Linked DNA regions of Homo sapiens: region 1 is linked to region 2. A link is an interaction called in ENCODE POLR2A ChIA-PET data of the cell type or tissue named here. Cell type or tissue: A673. All regions are shown on one strand. Links, peaks and the distances in the headings refer to the core of each region. The heading gives the core; the rest is flanking DNA. Region 1 overlaps DLG2 (discs large MAGUK scaffold protein 2). Region 2 overlaps DLG2 (discs large MAGUK scaffold protein 2).

Region 1 (2,921 bases), core at 272-2,771, 240 kb before region 2:
ATTTTCTTTTTGAGAGTCCTTGCTAATAAGTTTGATTCAAATCACTGGCCATCTGACCTTGGACTAGTTATTTAACTTTTTTAGGATTCATTTTCTTCATCTGCATCATGAATTTAATAATAATGCCTACTTCACATTATCATCACCACTTGTAATGAGGCTCAGTGGTAACTTGTTCAAGGTCACAAATCTAGAAAACAGGAAAGTCCTAACTGGAACCCAAATCTCTCCACCTACAGAGCATATTTTCCTTCCTCTATCACAAGTTACTTTCAGAAATGCAGTAGCTACGTGCCTACTTCAGAAGACAAAATTCACAGTGCTTTTTTCCTTTTTGACTACTCATGGTACTCCATCTCTCAGACTTATGGTACCCCATCTCTTATGGTACTCCATCTCTCAAGCCATTTCTTTTGTCTAAGTCAAATTAACCTTGCTCGCATTTCAAGACTGAATCAAGAAATATACCTTGTGAGTTAGTGTATGTTGTAAGTAATGGGTTATAGACAAAGAACATCCAGGTTGAATAGATTTATTTGGAACAGTTTCTACTTTTGATACAACTCCCCCTTAATATACTGTTAAAAACTCACAAGGCATATCAGAGATGTCTTGGGAGAAAGTGCAAGCTGAAAGGGCTGAGAGATGTGAGACCTGGGCGTAAGTTTTGGTTCATCTCTTCATTCATCAGTTATTTCTTGAGCGCGTAGTATGGAGGCTCACACTAGGGGACGGAATATAGCTGTGAACTAACACACACAAGATACTTTGCTTGTGGGGCTTAATGTCTAGTGAAGGCCAATAGGCAAATATTTAAGCTATAAATGTGGTGCAAATCAGAGGCAAGATTCCTGGCCCTGGCCTGGGTCCTCCTTATCTATGTGAGCTTAGGAAAGTCACTTTTGCTCCCTGAACATCAGCTTCCTTTTCTGACCATCAGGGAGTTAAGTGAGATGACCCTGATGGTTCTTTACAGCATTCAGACTCTATACTAGGAAGATGTTCTTTCTTTCTACCTCCCCTCATTCCCTCCCTCCCTCCCTCCCTCCTTCAGATAGGAGAGGGTATTCAGCTTTACCCCCTTGGATGTTGACTCAGTTTCAGGAGCTGACAGTGCGCTCTTTACCCCCCACCATCTGATGTCACTCCAGACTCAGAGAGTAAGAGGTCACTTGCAGCATTCATGTCCTAGGAGTGATTGAGGGCAAACCAACAAATCAAGTGCAATAATAAACAGCATTCATTATAATGTTGTGACTGATTGAATAATTCTCACTTCTTCCTACTTCAATGAAAAGAGGGGGAACTTGCAAATAGAGGCAAATCCATTACAGCTGAGACTCCTAGCCTGTAGTCCCGTTTTAGCAGGATGCATCACGGGGATTAGGACTCTCGCTAGGGAGTTTGGTCATGCAGTAGGAGAGTGGAAGGGTGGGATGAGAACACAGGCCCCTTGTTTTCTGTCTCAGGCTCTTCGGTATAGCTCTCACGGTGTCTCCCATCTAAATATTTCCTTGAGGTATCTTTCAGATGCTAAATGCAAGTAGACTGTGTTTTCTATGACAAGCAGGGCCAGTCAGAGGAGTGAATCACATTTACAATGTGAGAGCATGTGAGTGGCTCAAAAGTTTCTGAACCATCCGTTTTTTTTTTTTTTTTTTTTTGGAAGGGAAAAAGCAAACATTGCTTGCTAAACTTGGAATACTAGCTGATAAAAGTATATATCCTCACTTGGCTAGGATTTAAATTCCTCCAAGATTTTAGAGATAAAAGCCATGAAGATACATAAACACACTTCAAGGAAATAAAACACCGCAAACTGCCCTCCAATACTACGTTTTGAGAAAAAAAAAAAAACCCTCTCTGTCTTCCTCTCACTTGCTCAAACACACACACACAGACACACACACACACACACACACACACATTCTTTTCTATCTATGCTGAATTCATAGCCCAGCAGGTTCATTCTTATTTCTGTACTAGACACTAGTGATCACCGGGTGAGTCTGTTACTGTAAACCAATTGTCACTTTAAAGCCAGAGAGAACATGCTATTGTTTTCCTTCAATGCTTCTTCTGCCTGGGGAGGAATTTTTGCACCTTGATTGGACATGCCATTCACATAACAATTGCATTCCACTTATGAGTAAATGCACTTGCAGTGCTTAGTACGGTGCCTGGAAAATTGTGTCTAATAAATGACATTTTTACGGTCTACTCATTCTCAAGTCTCATGTCAGTGGAGCTCACCCTAGTAGAAGATAATTTATTTGACAGCAATATCCACTATGTGAAGATTTCAGAGAAATGGGGTGCTGTTACCTCCATCATAGGCTATTATAGTGCTAAATGGAACCACGCATGAAAGGGGTTAGCATGGTAAATGGTTAATAAATGATAAGTATTTTTATTATTATTAGATAAGCATTGATTGTTTTTGTCAAATATTACACTCAGCCCTCCAATAGCAAAAAGTGCCTGTGTAAATTAGAAAAAGCTTCCCTCTCTGGGAAGAGGGAATGTAAAAGAAGCAAACTTTTTTTTTTTTTTTTTTAAAGAGCCAGGGTCTCATTATGTTGCCCAGGCTAGGCTCAAACCCCTGGGCTCAAGCAATTCTCTCACCTCAGCCTCCCAAGTAGCTGCGACTACAGGCAGGAGCCACTGCACCTGGCTTAAAAGCTTACCATTTCTTATGCTGGCTGTTGTTGAATGGGATGTGTTGCTGAGTCTTATTTCCCTACGTGTGTCCCTTAGGCAGCAACATGGCTATAGTAAGCATAGGGAACACAAAGGGAAGAGCTCACAGTGTGCAATAATTGCTATGTTGGAAATTTGTAAACAGTTTGTGAGGGCACCACGGAGGGAGCCAGGGGAAGCTGGGTGGGGCAGCTGGAGACAGCTCAAAGGCACCATTTTAG
Region 2 (2,921 bases), core at 273-2,772:
GGGGAACTCTGATTAATGCTAAGGTAAACTCATGGACAAAGACTAAAAGGGGTCACAAGAAAAAACGCTCAAGCTTGTCTTTACTCTAGTTCTTAAGTTAAAGCATCAAGAGGAACCCCCAAGATTCCCATCTGAAGCAGCTCACTGGCCCTAGGATTTAAGGCTAAAAGTCGTGTAGGATAAAGAATATGGGTTTTTCTAGTGGTGTTCATGGGAAGTCCCTCTGGCAGTTTAGTTGTTATTCTGTGACTGAGGCTAATGACCACGTATAATACTATCGACAAGTATGAGGAATGTTTTCTTAACATTCTGAATACCTGAATTGCACTGAAATCCAATATAGTTAAAGAGCAGAGTCTTCTGGTTAATCAAATATTGAGATAAGAATTACCAAATGTAGAATAATAGGACTTTTCGATTAGATAATTATGCAGTTCAGTTACCTTTAGACTCTACTCTGAGGTGCCATAGAAGCAATAGAGAGAGGCTCTACTCCTTGCTGTACCCTACATTCATCTCTACTTTCATCTGTTCTACATATAGACATTTCAAATAATGTGCCATTTGAACAAATGGTTCCATGACATTATAGATATATGAAATAAATATGCTTGCCTATGAAAACTGCTGATGTACTTCAGTCTTCTCAAGAGAAAACTGAGAGCCCCAAAAAAGTTAAATTTCCAACACTGATCAAAACATATAGAATAAAAAATAAAGAACACACTAAATATGATTATTTTTTCAATAATAATTTAAAAGGTACCTTTAGGACTTATTGTCCCAGAGTTATAGACCTCCTAACTTACAGTCCAGATATGGAGTAGACAGAGTTAGTTTATTTCTTTATGCATTTAACAAACATTTATTGACCACTCCCCGTGTATCAGATATTTTACTAGGCACTAGAGGTTCAACAGTGAGCAAAACAAGATAAACTCTCTGTCCTCACTGAACTTCTCTTCTAATGAGAGAGACAGAAAAATATGTTAGATAAGTAAAATATATATTGATAGTGTTCAATGTAAAAAGTCAGAATACAAAGCAGAGAAGTGGGATATAAAGTATATGTATACTGTGGAGGCAGAAAAGTTCTCATGTGGAAGCTAACTTTTTAATAAAGTTTGAAGAAAGGTGGTTATGCAGATACTTTCAGAAATAACATTCTTGGCTAGAGAACAGCAAGGACCTGAGCTGGAAGTGTGCCCAGTGTGTTAGAGGAACACTAGGAAGCCAGTAGGAATACAGCAGAAACAGTAGAGGAAGAGTAGCTAGAAACGAAGTCAGAGAGTAAATGGGAAATGGGAGAGAAATATATAGGAGCTTAGAGGTCAATATTAAGGACTTTGGCTTTTGCTCTGGGTGGGATAGGAGAAGTTTAGAGTAGAAGAATAAGATAATCTAACTTACATTTGTGTTGACAACAGATTGAAGGGAGAAAGAACATAACCAAGGTGACCATTAGGAGTCAGTTGCATTAACCCAGGTAATGAATGATAGTTATATGGACTAGGATAGAAAAATGAGGATGCTAAGAAATAGTCAAGCCCTGGATATAAATCTAAGGTGTAGCTGATCAAATTTGCTTATGGATCAAATGTGAAGATGAGAGAAAGGGAGAAGTTAAGGATGACATCAAGTTTTTTGGCCTCAGCAACTGGAAAAATGGAATTGCCACTGAGGTAGGAAAGATTGTAGAAGTTTCTGGTTGTAGAAAGTAGAAGATCAAAAGGTCAATTTTGGACATGCTATGTTTAAGATACTTACTAGACATTTAAGTAGAGAAGTCAAATGGGAACTAGAACACCAATATGGAGTTCTTTGGAGAGTTGTTCCAGTGTCCAGATTTCAGATAGCAATGGGAATTATTAGCATTGAGCTGGGATTTAAAATTATGACACTGCATGAGATCAGCAAGGGAGTAGGTAGAGATAAAAAAGAGAGGACTTGCCTGGCTGCGGTGGCTCACGCCTGTAATCCCAGCACTTCGGGAGGCCGAGGCAGGTGGATCACGAGGTCAGGAGATCGAGACCATCCTGGCTAACACGGTGAAACCCCGTCTCTACTAAAAATAGAAAAAATCAGCTGGGCATGGTGGTGGGCTCCTGTAGTCCCAGCTACTCATGAGGCTGAGGTAGGAGAATGGCATGAACCCAGGAGGCGGAGCTTGCAGTGAGCTGAGATGGTGCCACTGCACTCCAGCCTGGTTGACAGAGCGAGACTCTGTCTCAAAAGAAAAAAAAAAAAAAGAGGAATAAGCCAAGGGACACTCCAAATTACAGGTTTTAACAATGAAGGTGAACTTCCTTCCCTCCCCATTCCAAAACACACAGAATTGACCAGGAGAAACCAGGAGGAAAATCATCCAAGTATGAATCATATAAGCCAAGCGAATCAAGTACTTCTAGGAGAAAGGAGTGTTCAACTATGACAAATGCTGCTGATGGAGAAATATGGTGAAAATTGAAAATTGAGAAGTGACAATGGAGATCATTTGCAACACTGAGAATAAAAATTTTGGTGAGTGGTGGGGATGAACGCCAGATAGAGTGGGTTCAAAGGAGAATGGAAGAAGAGCAATTGGAGATATAAAGCACACTTTTCCAATGAGCTTTGTTATAAAGCAAGATTGTTTAATTGTTTTAAGATGGGAGAAATAGCAGTGTGAGTTTTCTCCTAAGGGATTGATTCAATAGAGAGAAAATGTTGATAATGCCAAATACAAAGAGGAATTGCTGAATTAATGTCACCTGGAATATGAGAACGAAGAAGGCATTGGCCAGAAATATGGGAAATTCATCCACAGTTCCAGGAAAGAAATTACAGATGCAGATAGATGGGCAGATGATTCTCTCTTGATTAAATAAAGTTGTTTCAGAAAAGTAGAAAGGAAGCTCAGCAGCTGACAATGAGAATGAGGA

What was found. Peaks named below come from ENCODE experiments on the same cell type or tissue, not always from the same donor. Only the 100,000 strongest peaks of a DNase experiment are listed, where the experiment ranks them.
Region 1: POLR2A ChIA-PET joins it to region 2 with 10 read pairs; 1 of 35 experiments calls an interaction of 5 or more read pairs at or near these places.

Annotation. Positions count from the first base shown.
Region 1 is chr11:83,509,188-83,512,108 of GRCh38, forward strand. The region is part of intron 21 of DLG2 (discs large MAGUK scaffold protein 2); the gene reads right to left. Among named protein-coding and RNA genes, the nearest start is that of DLG2-AS2, 130 kb to the right of the region's middle. In A673, for the core only: no CTCF peak of the experiment used is centred there; no DNase peak of the experiment used is centred there; H3K27ac peaks cover 1,742 bases.
Region 2 is chr11:83,750,038-83,752,958 of GRCh38, forward strand. The region is part of intron 18 of DLG2 (discs large MAGUK scaffold protein 2); the gene reads right to left. Among named protein-coding and RNA genes, the nearest start is that of DLG2-AS2, 110 kb to the left of the region's middle. In A673, for the core only: no CTCF peak of the experiment used is centred there; DNase peaks (open chromatin) are centred at 1,214, 1,864 and 2,179; H3K4me3 peaks cover 2,500 bases; H3K27ac peaks cover 2,500 bases.